2 separate regions of the Mus musculus genome follow, and region 2 is linked to region 1. The links are chromatin loops, found by intact Hi-C in ENCODE. Cell type or tissue: heart. All regions are shown on one strand. Links, peaks and the distances in the headings refer to the core of each region. The heading gives the core; the rest is flanking DNA. Region 1 holds the start of Trappc13 (trafficking protein particle complex 13). Region 2 holds the start of Nln (neurolysin (metallopeptidase M3 family)).

Evidence for each region. A loop is a pair of places that touch in the nucleus more often than their neighbours do. Peaks named below come from ENCODE experiments on the same cell type or tissue, not always from the same donor. Only the 100,000 strongest peaks of a DNase experiment are listed, where the experiment ranks them.
Region 2: a loop joins it to region 1, with 8 times the contacts of the local background. A loop is called at or near these places in 1 of 42 quality-filtered maps.

Annotation. Positions count from the first base shown.
Region 1 is chr13:104,176,479-104,180,869 of GRCm38, forward strand. Trappc13 (trafficking protein particle complex 13) reads right to left here and starts at 1,988. Exons shown (of 13, transcript NM_001093759.1): 1 at 1,636-1,988. The coding sequence starts at 1,681. Shld3 (shieldin complex subunit 3) reads right to left here and starts at 1,981. Exons shown (of 2, transcript NM_001365338.1): 1 at 1,636-1,981. It overlaps Trim23 (tripartite motif-containing 23), which reads left to right and starts at 2,361. Exons shown (of 11, transcript NM_001361538.1): 1 at 2,361-2,483. The coding sequence starts at 2,403. In heart, for the core only: a CTCF peak has its summit at 2,582; a DNase peak (open chromatin) is centred at 2,303; H3K4me3 peaks cover 3,331 bases; H3K27ac peaks cover 2,025 bases.
Region 2 is chr13:104,107,724-104,112,114 of GRCm38, forward strand. It overlaps Nln (neurolysin (metallopeptidase M3 family)), which reads right to left and starts at 1,891. Exons shown (of 13, transcript NM_029447.2): 1 at 1,693-1,891. The coding sequence starts at 1,733. It overlaps Sgtb (small glutamine-rich tetratricopeptide repeat (TPR)-containing, beta), which reads left to right and starts at 2,018. Exons shown (of 11, transcript NM_144838.2): 1 at 2,018-2,246; 2 at 3,347-3,466. The coding sequence starts at 3,367. In heart, for the core only: no CTCF peak of the experiment used is centred there; a DNase peak (open chromatin) is centred at 1,788; H3K4me3 peaks cover 2,228 bases; H3K27ac peaks cover 1,600 bases.

The DNA.
Region 1 (4,391 bases), core at 143-4,142:
TTACCCCTTTTCAGTGTAAAGAAGGACATCAAGAATTCTTTTATTGTTGTCTGAACATATTCAGTGATATACTAAAGAAACAAGTGAAATTTTGAGAGCTCTTTTTAGGTCAAATGTAGTTTCAAGAAAAACAAAAGGGAGTGAGGATGTAGCTCAGTCAGTAGAGTGCTTGCCTAGCATGCACAAAGCCCTGGGTTCAAATCCCAGCATACCATAAACTGGGTATAATGGTGCTCATCTGTGATCTGAGCATCTGGAAGGTGGAGGCGAGGGGGCCGGGGACACTTGGTCATTCTCAGCCACACTGAGAGTTTAAGGTCAAGTCACTAAGTGTCTTCTCTTTCTACAAATGAAGAATAATAACAAATACAACTCCCTACCACTGAGATTTTTGGTAGCTTCTAAGTTGTGTGAAATCACACTTAGCAGCTCATATAATTGTTTTAAGTTCATATAGAAATCATAACGATCCATGAAAGAGCTGTTTCATTTTCTAGGAGGCAACAATACCTTAGAAAGATGATTTTTGAATTATTGCCCTGATCTCTTACTAGACATGTTATCTTGGAAAAGCTGCTAGACCTTAAAAGATAAGTTATCTTTTAAGCCCACACACTAGATGTAAGACGGAGATAATGAATATCCAGTAAGTTCCTTTCAAACACATATAATCTATTTTAGTCTAGATCGTGTGGAAGTCTACAGGTCTCATTGTTGTATTGATAAATATTGCAAACCTTCTTAGTTCCACATTCATAGACAGTCATATTAACTGCAGACATCAAAACAGGATTGTAGGTTAGGAATGGAACTGGCGAGCTTCTGGAATGCAAGATGTGTATGGAGCTCACAGAGAATGAGGGAGGAATGTGGAGTATATCAAAAGGGATGCCTTAAAGAAGGTTAAGTGCAATTCAATCTAGTTTAAATGTCTTGTAACCATTTCTCCCTATCAGTTGAAGTCACTGTTAACTTTATAAATGCACATCCCAAAAGCAAGAAAGTGCATTGTGGCAGTAGCAAACATAAAAAAGAGGCTGAAAATGTTTTTAAATAAAAGGTTATCGATAAGCAAATTCAAGGAAAATCTGACCTCTTATCTTTTTTTTTCTGATCAAATTAAATCATTAAAACGTATTCAAAACTTCTGCGTATAGACAGTTAAAGTTGTTAAGATAGTCTAGTCAATTTTCCCACAAACATGATACTACAGTATGAATTAATTTGTAGTATATTTCAACAAATCTAAGAAGTATTAGGTGTAGTTCCACTTATTTCAAATCCTTGGTATTATCGTGCTACACTATCTACAGATAAGTTAAATTCTGGTAACTTCATCCCTGCGCCATGGACAGATTTAGGAGCAATTTTTGAAAAAAACATATCAAATGCCAGCTGAAATTTATGCTGGTTCACAGAGATCTCTGCGGCAGGGTCGAGGCGCGTGAGCTTCAGTGGACAAAACGTGGTGGCTGCGGTAGCAGAGACCTCTCAGAGCTTGGGTTCGCATTTCATTCCAGGAAGAGCAGGAAGGCGAGTTGCCGGGGTTAGGGACAAGGCCTACTTCGGGGATCCTTCGCACAATGAGGGTACAGGCAAACAACAGAGTGAGGAGTCTCAGGTTAGCAAGTTTACCTTTTAGCGCCAGCAGGTGCTCCTGTTTGGGGGGATTCACTTCCATCTTGGCGGGCACTTCTGACCTCAGCCTACGCAGGCTGAAGTTTCACCGGGTCTGGAAGGAAAGTGCAAAGCACAGGTCCCGGAAGATCGGGCTTCAAACGCACGCCCGACTTCTTTCTGCTCGTGAGGACTTAAATTCTCTTGTCACTAAATCCTTTACGGCCCCAGTGAAATCTTTGTACCATGGCCATTCCTTAGCTCAGAAGCACACACTTGCCTCAACCACTAAGGCTGACTACAACGATCCACTTCTTGCTGACAATTCGCGGCTTCCCAAAAGCTTTCATTGCCCGGTGGGGGTGGGGGAGGGCGCTACTGTCATGGCATGCTGGGATTTGTAGTTCATCATATACAAATTTCGCAGTGTACGCGGGGCAGGTGGCATGTAGCTCAGTCCTTTATTCTGATTCGTTTCAGTTCTAGAGAAAAAATATTGTTACAGGAATGTCATTTTCACCATAAAATTTTATTTATGTTCCATACTTAAAAAAAAAAAATTTCTCCTCTCCATTACTCGCAGATGCTTTCATGAAAAACAGTGCGCACGCGCAAGCCGTACAGCCAATGACTGACGGGAGAGAAAAGGTCAGAAGGGACCGAACGGCTCGCCATCTATCCTGCGCATGCGTGAGGGCGGCATGCGCCGAGGCTTCTGGGTAGGACGCTCAACCCCTCCTCTCAGTAAAAGGCTCTCCTGCAGCTGTGGCGCGGCTCCATCCAGGATGGCTGCCCTCGCTGTAAACAAGCCCGGAGCCGGAGTAGACAGTGGGCGGCAGGGCAGCCGGGGGACGGCTGTGGTGAAGGTGAGGGAACTTGCGTGCTCTGTTCTCCACCTGCGGCCTCCCTTCGGTTCGTCCTGGAGACCTGGCCGCGACTGTGTGGCCCAGGCTTGGCCGGGTGGGATGCGCGGCCTCTGGTGGGCGTTACAAGCCTTTCCGCCCTTCCGCGGTCCTTGCCCCGCGGAGCTGAAGTTGCCTGGTCTTCTACCTCAAGTGTCAACGTTGTCCGTGGGGCTGTTTGTGAAAAGCATCGCGTGAAAGTTGACCTGGATTTATTTGGTCTTTCCCCTAGTCTTCTGTTTCTAGTGATGCCTCAACAGGCGTTACTTACTTGACTTGGTTGTATTAAACACTTATTGCAATAGACAAGTACTGTCGTAGATGGTTCAGCTCGCAAATATCTACTTAAAAGGTAGATGTTAAATCGCATTTTACATGGGAGGAACCCTAGGTTTAAGTTAATACAGTATGTGCTAAGGGCTCAGAGTTTACTGGTTGTCAACGTCTGCCATTCAACATTGCCCTGAACAGTAGAGACTGGAAACTTCTGAACTCTCCAACTGCAGCACATTTGGGCTTTAACACTAGATGTATGGAGTTTATAACTCTCTGGTTAGAAGATTCTACCGTCTACTTATTTACGAGCTACATTTACTAAAAATTAAGTGCAAGTGTGAAGATCATTTTCCTCACCCACTGTAACCTAGATCTAAAAGGGGCAGGCGTTTTAGGGAGTCACTCGGAAAGATTATCTGTTGCCAAGAGATTAAACAACAACTCTTTCTGAGTGTGTTGACGACAGGACATTTTTTTAATTCCCAGAAGTAATTTTAATGGACACTTGGATTTATAACAGTGAACCCAAGTCTGGTTGGACATTCTTTTAACTCGTTAAATGGTAGATATCTCTTTCTGTCTCTGTCTCTCTCTATAGCAAAGGTCTGCTTTTGAGGAATATATGCCTACGATGTATTATCAGTCGTATTTTATTGGTGTTGAATCAGTTAACTTTTTATATTAATGAAATTTAGAGAAGCCCTCATTAAGCATATTTTGTGCTTATTGAGATTTAATATTTTGAATTGTGTTTTTGCCAAATGGGAATACTTGCAGAATATTTTGTCATTCTTTTCCTATAATTGGAATATCATGTCTAATTCTCCTTAACACTTCGTTTTACTTTACTCATAAAGTATTCTGCATATGTACATGAAAAACATAACGGTTGTAGTTATGGCATATGAATGCACTATAATTTCCCTTTCAATTTAGTATTTATATGTATCTTTCCTTGTTTTTAATTAATGATACAAATAGTGCTTTAAAGAGTTACACACTGGTTTTGTCATATGTGGGCTGGATGTTATTCACTAGTAGACCATTTACCTGCTATGTGCAGGAACCTGAGATTTCCCAGTGGCAGAAACAGCAATAGCAACAAAGAAGAAAGCACTTGGATCCTGTCATGTATGTATGACGCAGTTTAGAGTAAGTTCCATAAGTACTGCTAAATTGTGTCCATGAATGCTATTATTAGTCAATAGACTTTTTGTATTAGTCAGTGAAATTGTTTTCCTATACTTCTATTAATACAAAACTTTAACAACTTTTTGAAAAAAATATCTTGATGTAGTTATTCTTTGTTCTCTAATGAGTTAGACTGAAATCTTAATATAAAGTTTTCTTTAACATTTAGCAGGTATTTATCTCTTTTTTTTCCCTATGAATTATACCACATTTAAGTTTCTTTTGAATTATTACCAGTATGTGAGGTAACTACAAATTACCAGTTTAATTGTAGTAAAAGAAATTTGTATCTCAGTTTCTAAGTCTAAATGTATTAGAGAATCAAGTTGTCTTCTGACCTCCATACTTGTTCTGTGGCACCTTATATATGTGTGTGCACACACATCCACACATAGAAAATAGCAT
Region 2 (4,391 bases), core at 112-4,111, 69 kb before region 1:
ATTCCCAGCAACCACATGATGGTTCACAACCATCTGTAGCGGGATCTGATGCCCTCTTCTGGTGTGTCTGAAGACAGCTACAGTATACTCATATAAATAAAATAAATAAAGCTTAAAAAAATTCTTCTCTTTCTACCTATATATGAATGTGAAGTAAGGTTTTCCTTCTTAAATCAAAATAAAATGGAGAAACAGCTTAAATGTACAGGTATGTGTAGTAATCAAGCCATTTTGTATTAAGTCACTCCAGCATCCACTGACAAGATAAATGGAAAAATACGCATATATTTATTACTACTTGATAAACATTAATCTTTATGAATGTCCCAGTTTTTTTTTTAAAGATTTATTTATTTATTATTATATGTAAGTACACTGTAGCTGTCCTCAGACACTCCAGAAGAGGGAGTCAGATCTCGTTAAGGATGGTTGTGAGCCACCATGTGGTTGCTGGGATTTGAACTCTGGACCTTCGGAAGAGCAGTCGGGTGCTCTTACCCACTGAGCCATCTCTCCAGCCCGAATGTCCCAGTTTTAATTGTATATGGTTAACTATCGGTAGATATAATCGACAACAACAAAATTAATGTTCCTAGGTTTTCAGCAATTTTTAAAGGTAAAGGGGTCTTAATATTAAAAAGTTAGAAAAGAGAGCTAGCAGCGTTATAATGGAAATTTATTCTCTCTTCTTGCTTTCCATTAAATGGAAAAAAGAACTTCATTTGACAGCTTTACCACTTCCAGCCTGGAGACCAGAAAACAACAAACCTTGCTCAAATAATGGTCACAGTCATCAGGTGAACTCTGAAGAATCACTATTGTCCCCTGGGTGCACAAGGGCTAAGGAACACAGTGATCCACGCAGATGAGTGGCAAAGCACAATAGAAAATGACGAAAAGCAGAAATGCTGATGGTTGAAATAGTTGTGTGCACATCTACAAACCCCACAAAGTTCTTTTTTCCCCGTTGAACTTTCACATGAAATTTCAGTGTAAGGCAGATTTGGCAATGGGAGGTGGTGGCGGCTTTGTTCCCGAAAACCCGGCATATCCGTGCAAAGAATTTAATTCTCTCACCATTTTGCTACTGGTCTGTTGCAGAGGGGTGTGGTTAGAGCGCTAGGAAGCAATTCAAACCGTGTCCAAGCAACAATTCTGGACCAAGTCAATTTGCCAGGTTAAGAGATCGAATGTTTTAAGGAAGGAGGGATATAAAAATGAAGTTAGAAAGCAAGGACGGAAATAAGTATGAAAACCAAAGCGGTCTCGGGTGTATATTAAACGCCTGGACCGCTAACAAGTGCATGAGGTGCGTACGAAAATGCTTGCTTTCTGGAGTCCACAGCTGCGGCACTCTCTGTATCAGGTCCGCAGGTCTGAAGGGCGCGTCGGTCTATCCTTCCGTATTTATTTTGGGTTGGGTCTGTGAACCCAACAATTCTCACAGACTGCGGCTGAAGCAATCCCAAACAAAGGGGAAAGGACGGCCTCCTGGGGGAAGCGGCAAGGGAAAGGTGGCCCCAGGTTGCTGCACCAGGTGTCCCTACAGAGTCCATCAAGCAGGCAGAGGGAAAGAACAGTCCCAGAGGCATCCTGGGTGGGTGTAGTAGGGCTGCACCAGGCCCCACGGCTGTCGTCGACAGACGACCCCACCCTTGCCCACGGTCAAGGTTAACCCGCCCACTAGAGTACCTGTGGAGGCCTCGCAGAGCCGAAAGGCACAGGGTGATCATGGGCAGGCCGGGAGGCCGGCAGCAGCTGGCGCGTGGTCCTCCGGCTTGGTAGGTGCAGGAGGCGGGCGGTGGAGTCTGCGAGCCCGGAAGCCGAGAGCGGGCAGAGCGGAGCAGACCAGATCTCGAGACTGAGGCCGCTAGCCAGCGCCCTCCCACGTGCTGCAGGCCCACGCCTACGCCGTGGCCCCGCCCCTAGCCCCGCCCCGCATCCGGCTCCGTCCCCGCCCCGAGTCCATCGCCCCGCCCCTCTCTCTGCCCCGCCTCCACCCCACCCCTCCGTGCCCTGCTCCGCCCCTGGGGCGGATCCAGCAAGCACTGTCGTCCGAGAGCCTTGCGAGCAGCCGGGTGGGCTGAGGGGGCGGCGGCGGCGGCAGCATTGGAGCGGGGGAAGTTTGGGAGCCGTGGCCCCCTCTGCGATCCAGAACACCGCTCAAGCCCCGAGGACCGCGGGGACAGGCGGACCCGCTTCCCGACGCCCCCGGGCCCGCAGCCGTCATCTCGTGTCCTCTCGTGGTAAGGGGCTTCTCTCTGGAAAGGGTGCGTCTCCCGCAGCCCCAGATGGAGGCCTGCACCGCGCACCCCCTGCAAACACTGTCTGGGCTGAGGCAAAGCCGGGGTACAACGGGGAGGGAACCATGGGGGTGGGAGGTGGATGTGATTGGAGATGTAGGAGGGGAAGCTTGGAGGAGGTTGGACAGCTCTCCCCACCCCCATTCTGTTTCCCTCTTCTGCCCCGGGTCCTTAGTCAGAGAGTGAAATAACCTCTCTGGCCTAGGGAGTAGATTCGCCTTTAAAAGAAGTACAAAGCTAATAAACATCCTAGAAGCGGGTACCACACCCTGGCTGTGAATTAGGGATCCCGGGGAGCAGATTGCTGATACGATTTAGTGGAAATAAGCCATTAATGCCACCTGGCCCTGCGCCACTGTTTGGATGCATAGTATTCCATGTGAATGAACGCGGCCAGGAGCTTCCAGCTTGTCCACGAGAGCACAGCTACTGCAGGCAGGGGCAGATCGGTTTGTACTATCTATCGGGTTAGACGGTGATTTCTGACCAGTGTACTGATTAAATAGAAACGCCGGGTTTTAACAATAACACTCAATGGTTGAATAACCTTTCCACAGAGCCTTGTCGTCAGCAAGTGACTCTTAACCTACAAAAGTAGTAGAGTATAAATGATTAATACATTAAAAAAAATCTCTTGGAATAAAGGAAGATGCTCTCACTATGGCTCACATTCTGAGTCAGCAGTACGAGATCTCCCTCAACTTAGAAGCGAGGCCTTTCAAGGGTGATTCTCCATATGTCTGCACTCCTATACTTTCTTGTATCTGTATCATATATGCTGTTAAGACACGGTGAGCTCTAGGCGTTGCTACACATGTTTTGAAAATCTGTCTTTGTTATTTTTATTTTTTTACTGATGCAAGCTTTAACATAGTTGAATAGTGCTGGGTCTGAATGAGCATGTGGAATACATGACTATAACCACTTGTGCTTTCTGGACCCTTTAAAGAGAGAAAAGTAATCAAGGTAATGAATATTTTTGCTTTTATTGCTTTGAACTTGGTGGATGACCCTTGTTATTTTCTTCTTCTTTTTTAATCAAGGAGATATTTAAGCGTCTAAAATGTCATCTGTGAAGCCCCTAGTTTATGCAGTTATTCGTTTCTTGCGGGAACAAAGTCAGATGGATGCATATACTTCTGATGAACAAGAAAGTTTGGAAGGTAGGCACCTATTGTTTGTGTCCTAATTTTGTAAAGAAATACTAAAATAGCTACAATCCAAAGCTTATGGTTTTTAATAACAAAATCAGAATATTTTGTTGAGAGGCTTAACTAGATATGTTATTTCCATTTTTTGAGGTTTGTTTTAACTAATAGGAAATAGGACTATTTGTCTACTGAAAAATTACTGTCAGAAGTATGTCATTCATATTTTAGGGAAGTTTTTCATCATGGGAACATTATCCCCAATGAACAGACTAGGAAATTAGATTGTTTAAGCAGCAGAACGGCTACCATGTAACAAAGCTGATGTTTACATTCAAATCTATACTTCAAAGATTTCCCCCTATTTTCCTAATAGCAAAGAATCTCATTCTGAACATACGAAAATACCTTAGTCATGGCAATAGCACCGTGTTAAAAACAAAACAACTCAGTAATTAATTAGTACTGTTACCGAACTCTAGCAAACGGTGCTTTGGAGGATGAGAGAATTTCGCCCTTGTTTTCCGTGAGCTTTAAATCTTGGATTCAGTAAAGCTAAGCAGGACTGGAGGAGCACCATGGCATTTCCTTGACGCCATCACTTCATGTTTATGCATTATAAAATTTTAACTCGGTATAGCCATAAGAAGGCAAAACGATATAGACAGGCTGGTGAAAGTTCAGTGAGCCTAGCTTCCTTGTGGTCTGCAGACTTAATTATCACAATGGGAGCACACTGGGGAGAGCTTAATAAATAGCAGGCAGGTTGGAATTCCCTTCTCCGAGCTGCCTCTCCTATAGAGGGGATCATCTATTAATTCTGTATACTTCCTTTGTCGACATGCTTTAAGTTAGATGTACATCAAAGTTGGGTATTTGTTCCTCTGGTGAGATGATGTCTTTCCAGGCGACAATGAGAGGAGGGGGTGAGGCACAGTGG